Linked DNA regions of Homo sapiens: region 1 is linked to region 2. The links are chromatin contacts, found by Hi-C or POLR2A ChIA-PET in ENCODE. All regions are on one chromosome and are shown on one strand. Each heading gives the region's core, a stretch centred on a gene start or an enhancer-like site at or near the end of the contact. The rest is flanking DNA. Distances are from core to core; before and after follow the strand shown. Region 1 overlaps IL6R (interleukin 6 receptor). Region 2 overlaps ATP8B2 (ATPase phospholipid transporting 8B2).

What was found. A loop is a pair of places that touch in the nucleus more often than their neighbours do. ChIA-PET counts read pairs that join two places held with the same protein, here RNA polymerase II (POLR2A). Pooled maps may share reads with other maps.
Region 1: a pooled map shows a loop between it and region 2 (5-fold over the local background). The contact joins two enhancer-like sites. A Hi-C loop is called at or near these places in 2 of 168 maps with a recorded cell type or tissue (HCT116 and PC-9) and 10 of 50 pooled maps. POLR2A ChIA-PET finds 5 or more read pairs at or near these places in 14 of 52 experiments (A673, CD4-positive, alpha-beta T cell, CD4-positive, alpha-beta memory T cell and 10 more).

The regions. Positions count from the first base shown.
Region 1 is chr1:154,419,396-154,423,856 of GRCh38, reverse strand. All of the region lies in intron 1 of IL6R (interleukin 6 receptor), which reads right to left. Among named protein-coding and RNA genes, the nearest start is that of IL6R-AS1, 15 kb to the right of the region's middle. Within about 2 kb of position 2,821, at least 8 of the 41 ENCODE cell types and tissues checked have a DNase peak (open chromatin) inside an H3K27ac peak, as active enhancers do.
Region 2 is chr1:154,350,596-154,354,914 of GRCh38, reverse strand. ATP8B2 (ATPase phospholipid transporting 8B2) reads right to left here. Exons shown (of 28, transcript NM_001370597.1): 28 at 3,611-4,319. Among named protein-coding and RNA genes, the nearest start is that of ATP8B2, 27 kb to the right of the region's middle. Within about 2 kb of position 1,659, at least 26 of the 41 ENCODE cell types and tissues checked have a DNase peak (open chromatin) inside an H3K27ac peak, as active enhancers do.

The DNA.
Region 1 (4,461 bases), core at 1,572-4,071, 68 kb before region 2:
TTTTTTCCCTCTTCCACAAAAGCAGAGCTGCAGGGAGCAACATAATGGCCACTTCCTCTGCCAAGGAACTTGAGTAATGGCTTTCTGAATCTTTAAAACTGAGTCACTATTTTTTAAAACAGGGAATGATTAATTATAAACCACCCATTGGCAAGTATTGCCTGTCACAGCCCTGCTTCAAAATATATTTCCTCTAGAACCTGCGAACAACACTGTGTTAACTACGCTTTTAAAAGCACTGTATGCAGAATGATCAAAGAAATACTCATAAAGACTATAAGAAAACATACTTGCTAAAGTCAGAGTGGGCAGCACCGCCCCTTCCCTCCCACCCACTCAGCCCTCTGCCTCCTGACCCAAATCTCTGACTCAGTACCCCTGACAGCTGGGTGGCAGTGGGGAAGCCTCATGGGTGACTCTCAGAACAAGTAACATTCATAGAAGTGTCCTCTCCCTACCTCTGCCCTCCTCTCCAAATGATGGTGTTAGAGGTGATTTCTTTCTCTTCCCTGTGTCTTTCTGTAGTTTTTGAATTTTCTATAAGTTGCCTATATTGCTCTTATAATGAATACATATATATATATATATATATATATTTAATTAAACAAGCTACATAGCCTGGGTCTGTGTGAGTTAGGATTTCTAGGAAGGAGGGAGAGGGCACGGCAGAGCGCAGTGGGCACTGAGGGATGTCGGGGGATGAGGGTGGATTTTTCAATACAAGCAGCTTCCGAGCACCTTCAGGCCAAACAGTGCCACTTTGCCCTTGCACTGCTGAGTTCTCTCACTGTCACTGTCACTGAATTCTGCACCCATAGCCCAGCCCTCCCCTGTAGGCCTGATTCCCTGGTGGACACAAGACACCATCCCTGGGCTCAGCCTTGATTCCTCCCATCTGTCTGTTTTTCTGTTCCCTGGGAATCTGCTGGGGCCCTCCCTAAGTAGGCCCTACCAAAGAGAAGGGCCAAAAGGAAGAGACACGATGAGGAACCAGGTGAGGAGGGGGCTCCTGAGAGCAGTCCTTCCTGGTCCTGGGAGATATGCCCAGTCATTCTCATGCTCCCACCCCGGCCTGACACAGGCCTTGCATAGTAGGCCCTAGGAGACGGGGCACGCGGGGGCGAAGGCGTGGCTGGTGCACACACTGAAATTTAGCAAAGAGCACACAATCAACGGAGCATTTGTCCGTGAGCAATTGCTCAGCATTCAGAGCCAGGATTGCAAGCCTATGCCTGTCCCTTCTTCAAGAATTCAATAATTTTTGTGCACCCATGATGTGCAAGTTCAGAAGTTCCTAATCCAGGAAAAAAAAAACTCCATATTGAAGCTACTGAGCATCTACAATGCACTGGCACTCCTTCCTATCATTTCCATATCGTAATCTTCTTTAAACCCCACAAAGCCCTAGAACTTAAAACTATCTGTAATACAGGCCAACCTGATATAAATGTCTCCAACATACTGAGGGAACTAAGAAGAGGGATCAATTATTCTAAAGGGGGAAGAGAGATTTTATTGGGGCCTTGATAAATGAGTGGGGGTTTGATAAGTGGAGCCACAGGGAGTTACATTCCATAAAGAGAGAACAGTATATGCAAGGCATTAAGAACTGAGTCACCAGGCGCCGTGGCTCACGCCTGTAATCCCAGCACTGTGGGAGGCCGAGGCGGGCAGATCACCTGAGGTCGGGAGTTTGAGAGCAGCCTGACCAACATGGAGAAACCCCATACTAAAAATACAAAATTAGCCGGGCGTGGTGGCACACACCTGTAATCCCAGCTACTCAGGAGGCTGAGGCAGGAGAATCACTTGAACCCAGGAGGCAGAGATTGCAGTGAACTGAGATTGCACCATTGCACTCCAGCCTGGGCCACAAAAGTGAAACTCTATCTCCAAAATAATAATAATAATAATTAAAAAAAAAAGAATTGAGAGTCACCAGGCATCGTGGCTTACGCCTGTCATCCCAGCACATTGGGAGGCTGAGATGGGAGGATCGTTTGTGCCCAGGTGGCTGAGACCAGCCTGGGCAACACGGCAAAACTCCATCTCTACCAAAAAACTCTAAAATTAGCTGGGCATGGTGACACATGTCTGCGGTCCCAGCTATCTGGGAGGCTGTGGCAGAAGGATCACTTGAGCCCAGGAGGTCAAGTCTGAAGTGAGCTGTGATTGTGCCACTGCACTCCAGCCTGGGACCCAGAGCAAGACTGTGTCTCAAAAAAACAAAAAACAGTGAGAGTTCTGGGGAGGGCTGGTGTCTGGAGTATCTGAAATGCAGTAAGGAGGGAAGGAAGACCTACAGGGGAACATGGAGGGTGTGAGCACCCTCAAAGAGATCAGGCCTGACTCCACAGGCAGGGGGACTTTTGGTTCCTCTGTGGCCCCTTCTGAAATGCTATGCCTTTGCAACCCAAGAGCCTGGGTTAGGTTGGAGGCCATCCTGTGCTGCCAGCTGGCCTGGGCAGTGGGGACCCATGTCCCTGCTCAGAAACCCAGGCGGTGGGATGGGGTTGGCAGGCATGAGCCAAGCCTGTCAAAAGTATGTGCAGGCTCAATGGCTTCCCCACCTCTCCCCACTGCCCCACCAACCTCCAGGACAGGAGCATTCCATTGCTTCTTGTTTCTGTTCTCTTCCAATCTCCCTGAGAAAAAACCGACTGTCCCCTGCCCCTCCTTGGCTCCTGTGCATCATGAAGCAGCGCAGAGGCAGGAGGGAGGAAGAGCACCCAAGGACTGCGCCAAGGCCAGGGTCACATACAGGGAGGGAGCAGCTTCAGCCCAGGCTAAGAAAGAATGGGATTCTGCAGAGAGGACAAGGAAGCACCTCACCTGGGACTAAGATCACAAAAGGAGGCAGTATTGCCTCCCGAAAACAAACCCCCAAGCTCCTCCTCAACAGTCAGTGTTGGTGTCTGGTCTGGTCTGGTCAGTTTAATCACTGACTATTAATTGTGTGGGGTTGGGCTGACACAAACGTACAGTCTGCCTTGATTTGTTCTTTAATATAAAGTACATCTCAGTAGGGTGCAGTGGCTCACGCCTGTAATCTCAGCACTTTGGGAGGCTGAGACGGGTGGATCACTTGAGGTCAGGAGTTCGAGACCAGCCTGGCCAACATGGTGAAACCCTGTCTCTATTAAAAATACAAAAATTAGCCAGGCTTGGTGGTGTGTGCCTGTAATCCCAGCTACTCAGGAGGCTGAGGCATGAGAATCGCTTGAATCCGGGAGGCAGAGGCTGCAGTGAGTCGAAGGCTGCAGTGAGCTGAGATTGCACCACTGCACTCCAGCCTGGGCGAGACTCCTTCTTGAAAATAAATAAATAAATAAATAAATAAATAAAATAAAATAAAGTACATCTCCACAAGCAGGAGGCCCCTTGGTGTAGAGGAAACAGCTCTGTGCTGTCAGGTGACCTGAGTTCTATTCCTGGTCTTGTGATGACTCACAGGCAGCCATGGGCACGTCACCGCCCCTGGCAGAGCCCACTGGCCTTCTCTGTGAAATGAGGATTCAGACTGTGACCTGTAGATCCCCCACAGGCCCCCACTCCTGCGGTCTAGCATCCCATGGCGCCCAATCATTAGCTCTCAGAGGGCAGGAAGCAAACAATACTCAGCTTGAAAACACATAATGAATCTATGGATTTATTATTTAATAGTTGATGGCTTTGGGAGAAGGATGATGACCAGATCATCCCAGTGCCCTCAGAAAAATGCTTCTTTCTCCCTGGAGAGCTCTAGGGGAGGGAAAATTCCCACAACCTCCCTTGCCTCCCATTCCTCAAGGGAAAGAGAGTTTAGGTCCTAGTAACTCCCAACAAGCAAGCCCATATCTCCCTGCCCCGGTGGCCTAGGATTCCCCCTCCCAGGGACACTGGGACCCCCACCATGGCCCAGACACCCTTTGGTCTGGGGACCCTGCAGCACAGCTCTGGGAAAGTGGGGTTCCTCCCCAGTTGGGACCTAAGTTTGGGTGCCAGGAATCCAAACAGCTTTGTTGTTTTTCTACTTTTTCCCCCTCTTCAAGTAAACTTGCAAATGTCAATAACCAGAGAAAAACACGCACACGGAGACACATATTTCTCAACTCTCTTGCAGCTTGCCGCAGCTCTTGCCAGCAAAAACAAGTTCAGCTTCCTGGCCCCGTTTATGTAAGCGGTGAACCAGCTGCCTGGCCTGCCACCGAGGACACAGGCTTGGCTCGTGCCTGCTAATCCCATCTCACCACCCCAGTTTCTGAGCAGAGACGCAGGTCCCCGCTGCCCAGGCCAGCTGGCAGCACAGGAGGCCCCCAGCCTAACCCAGCTTCTTGGGTTGCAAAGGCATAGGATTTCAGAAGGGGCTACAGAGGAAACAAAGGTCCCCTGTCAGCAATAATGGTCTTGATCTAAAAGTAGGTGGGTGCTGAGAAGCCTCCAGGAGAAGCCTGTGGACACCTTGTGTCCACATGGAAACAA
Region 2 (4,319 bases), core at 410-2,909:
TTTAATAGACTAGTATTGGGAAAGACTTCCCTCTCTCAGCCCGGCAAGATAAGTCTACACCCTCCCCAGGCGGGTGTCCAGCAGGGCAGCTCCCAGCAACTCACTGAGAACTGGAAAGTTTCCAGGAAGGGTTGGGAGGGTCAGACAGGTCATGTTTCTCACTGGGGTCAGGACACAGTCCTTCAAGATAGGACACTGGAGCAGAGATAAGCAGGAGAACTCAGCTCCTTCCTTCAGCCGCAGAGCCCAGTGTTTAGTACATCTCCATCAATGGCTTGCTTCCTCTGAAGTAGAGACTGCAGTGGGTAGTCCTGGTGCTTTATCAGTGAGTCCCTCCCTCATGCTCTGCAGGGTGGCTACAGTGGGAGGCTGCAGCTGCCTACCTAATCTGAGCACTCTGGTCTCTCCAGTTTCTCTTTTGGGGCCAAGGAAAGTGACATTGAACCTTTGTGGCAGAATTTCTTTGTGTTTTGAGTCCCAACCTAGATGGCCCCGCTTTGGGGACAGAAATATGGCTGTCGTGACCCTGCCTGGGTCACAATCACTGGGAAACAGTGGCTCAGGACATTGCAGCTTAATCATTTCATGCTCCACATCAAAGAAGATGAAATATATGATTTACAGTGTGGTGGCCCCAGAGCAGAGGTTGTAGGGTTTTCTCCAGGACATGTGTGTCTGGCTTTGGTGACTGGTGAGATCGCGTGCTGCTCACTGAAATAGAGGATGCGGGAGGAGCAACAGGTGTTGGGAAAAACAATGTTCAGTGTGGGGTATGTTGAATAACAGGTGGTGGTGGGTCGTCCTAGTGGAGAGGTCCAATGGATAATTGAATACAAGGGTCTGGAGCGTGGAGTGGAAGGAAGAAGTCCAATCTAGAGGTGAACAATGGTGACTCTCCATTTAATTGTTAAATCTTACTTGTTTAAACAAATCTTATTTAAACCATGGGTTTGCATGGGGACCTTCAAGGACCCTGCACAGAAGAGAAAAGCTTAGAGCCAAGTATGGAGTCCTGGGGCATGGTGGGAAGAAGAACAGAGGAAGGAGCTCCAAGGAAGGAGACAGAAGGATCAACCAGAGAGGCAGCAGTTAAACCAAGAGAAAGTGGAACAAAGTCAGCAGAGGGCAGAGTTTCAAGGAGAAGGCAGCCAACACAGTCAAATGACTAAGAGATTGCAAGTCAGATCAGACCTGGAAATGCCTTCTGGACTTGGCCAACATGAAGGTCAAAGGTGATTTTAGTGAAAGCATTTCAGGGACTGGTGAAGGAGATGCCAGATTACAGGCAGTGGAAGAGATAACAGAGAGGCTAATGGGAGGGACACAGACCACAACAGAGTTGATAGGGGTTAGGGGTCAGGTGAGGGGGAAGAAAACTGAGCAGGCTAATTTGGGGAAGGAAAGAATCAACGGAGAGGGAAATGAAGGCAGGGTCAAGAGAAGGTCCTGGTGAAGGACAATGGAAGGTGCAGTGGTGGGAGGAGGGGAGGGGCGGGGCCACAGGGAGCGGGACAGGAGAGTCCAGCCTCCCCAGGCAGGGGAAAGGAAAGGGGAAGGCCGGCGTGCCTGTGCGCAGTGAGATTTGTAGTTGAGAGGAAAGCCGCAGAAGTTATTTGCTCCGTGAAGTAGGAGGCAGCACCATCTGCTGAGGGCAGGGTGGGAGGCGGTGGCAGGAGTTGAGGGAGGGGCAGGAGAATGAGGTTCCCAGCGTCTCCTCGCCGTGCAGAGGCGCCTGCGGAGGGAGCCCGGGCAGCTGCCGCTCCTCTTGCTCCGTGGTTGTGTGCTGCCCTTCAGCATTCCACAGCTCACCCTGGGAGACGCTGGGCTGACCCAAGGCTGGAATGTTCCGGGGCAAAGCGACGAGTACCAGACCACGGGCTCCGGGCTGGATTGGGAAGCAAGTAAGGGTTCACATATGGAAGCAAGCGACCAGGAGGAAAGGGAGGGGCCGTAGTTTTCGCTGGGAGCACAGATGGAAGCGGGAAGAACTGAAGAATATGGATGGCCAAATGCTGAATGAATTGTGAGAGTTCAGAGGTGGAGCTCCTCCCGACGGCAGTGGGCGCCCATGGGTGTGTGCTGCTTTAGTGGAGTGGAGAGGAACGCCCTTGGAGATAAGCAGGCTCAGTGGAACAAAGCTGCGGTATCGGACAGACTTCACCTCCACGCACTCAGAAAAGGCACTAGGACGATGGGGACCTAGGGGCTGGAAGCCACTCCCACAGGAGCCCAGGTGCTCAGTCAGCGCAGGGAAGGAAGACCAGGGATGCCTGCGGCAGAGGGGAGAAAACGGGGAGCCCGAGTGCCCGGAGCCTCCGTGGAGGCGTGTGTCTATATCGCGACGGAGAAAACGCGTCCCCAAGAGGCAATGAAAGTTAAAATGACATTGGCCCTGCCCCTCAGACACACATAATAGGATCCTGGGTGCAGGAGAGCCAGGGTCAGCGAGAGGAGCCAAGGAAGACATTCCCAGTGGCTGAACAGACCCCCAACGGGAGGCCAGCGCAGTGCTGAAGACCTGTCTTGTGGGAGGGGTGGACTTGGGGCCTCACCAGCCTCAAGGGATTAAGGCTTCTTTCTGTGTTTCGGGGGTGGGGGCACTGAAGCCAGATGCCACTTGCTGCCCAAAGCTCAGGGTTCCAGACAGACCCCAAAGAAAGGCTTGTGTGGACTGGACAGCCTCTCCCTGGGTGGAGGTGGGTGTCAGGTGGTGTTCCTGGCGGTCTGTGGCGGGATTCCCGCCAGGGGCCGTTTCTCCTGAAGAGGGAAACAGATCTTATCTTCACATCTTCCCCCCATACACCCTCCGCTCCCCCACCCTTTTTTTTTTTTTTTTTAATACAGGCGGGGTCTCCCCATGTTGCCCAGGCTGGTCTTGAACTCCTGGGCTGGGCTCAAGTGATCCTCCTGCCTCAGCCTCGCAAAATGCTGGGATTACAGGCATTGAGCCACCACACCCAGTCTACGTTTTTGAGAAGGATTGTTCCATAACTGAAGACTGGCTGGGTCAGGGGGAAATTAGCCTGCGGGTGGGGCTGGATCATGCTGATATTGGCCATCGGCGGAGGAAGCTATACTTCTTTCTCCTCAGGCCAGCACTAACCCTGGCCCTGACTCCTAGGACCCCATCCTCATCCGCCCTCCCTTCCCTGGAGGAAAGCTCCCTTTAATATAAGACTTTAGCTTCCTTGATACTCACTTGAGAAGCCAGGAAGATGTGAGGCATGCGGAAAAGCGCAGAGTTAAAAAACAAAACCTTACAATATTTACCAGGTACTTTCCCTACACACACATCCATCTGGCGTGTGTTAGGGATGACAGGTTGGCCTGCGTTTGGAGAAAGGTAAACAGCTCAAGGTCCTAGGCACCCAGCCAAAGTCCATACGATATGCCGCTCAGTACCACCCACTGCCCCGTCTTCATCTTCAGCTGAAACTCAGATCCCGGGAGGTCTGCAAATGGATGAGGTGCTATCCCACACCAGTCAGATTCCAATTTGTCCAAGATATCCCAGATCTACCCACTCAATTACATTTAAGAGACAGTTTCTGTCTTTACTTTCACCACCAGTCTTGGTTAAACATCAGAAAAGAGACAAATTACACACTTCTCAGAAATTGAAATTTTATAAAAAGGCATTTTTCTCTTATATCCATAAAATGATATAATTTTTGCAAGTATAGAAATGTGTCATAAATTATAATGTTCCTTAATTACAGCTCAATGCAACTTGGTACTTTCTTCCCTCCCTAAAAAACGAGAGAGAACCAAAAAATAATATATATATATATAACTGTATATATATATTTATATAATATAGACAAACAAAATATGAAAAAAAATCATTTCCTCTTTGGTATAAAAATCAGACTCTCACCTTGAGAGACACACAGACAGACATGATACTGGGTTTGTAAACTGTGTGGCCAAAAGGGATTTCCCTGCCAAGACTTCCCCTCTCCCATTCCCTGCCCACCCGCCCCCACCTCACTGCAGCCCATCCAGTTCCTTTGGGGCTCCCATATGGAACATTTAAAATCCCCCTACCCACTCCCAGCTCCAAACCATTCCTGAAGAATCCCCCGACCCACTATCAAAGAAGAGGAAAGGATTCTTCTCAAGGCTGATTAGGTAGCGACTAACTTGGGAAATGCCTTATTTAGGGAATAGCTTCATAGGTGTGGATGAAGTAAAGGACAGGCTGTGGCCAAACTCTGACAGTGTCCCATCCAGACCAAGCCAGGCACTGGCCTGGGCCTGGTTTTGCCCTTATCCTCCTCTACTACCCGGCACAAGGATTCCACCACCTCTTGCCAGAG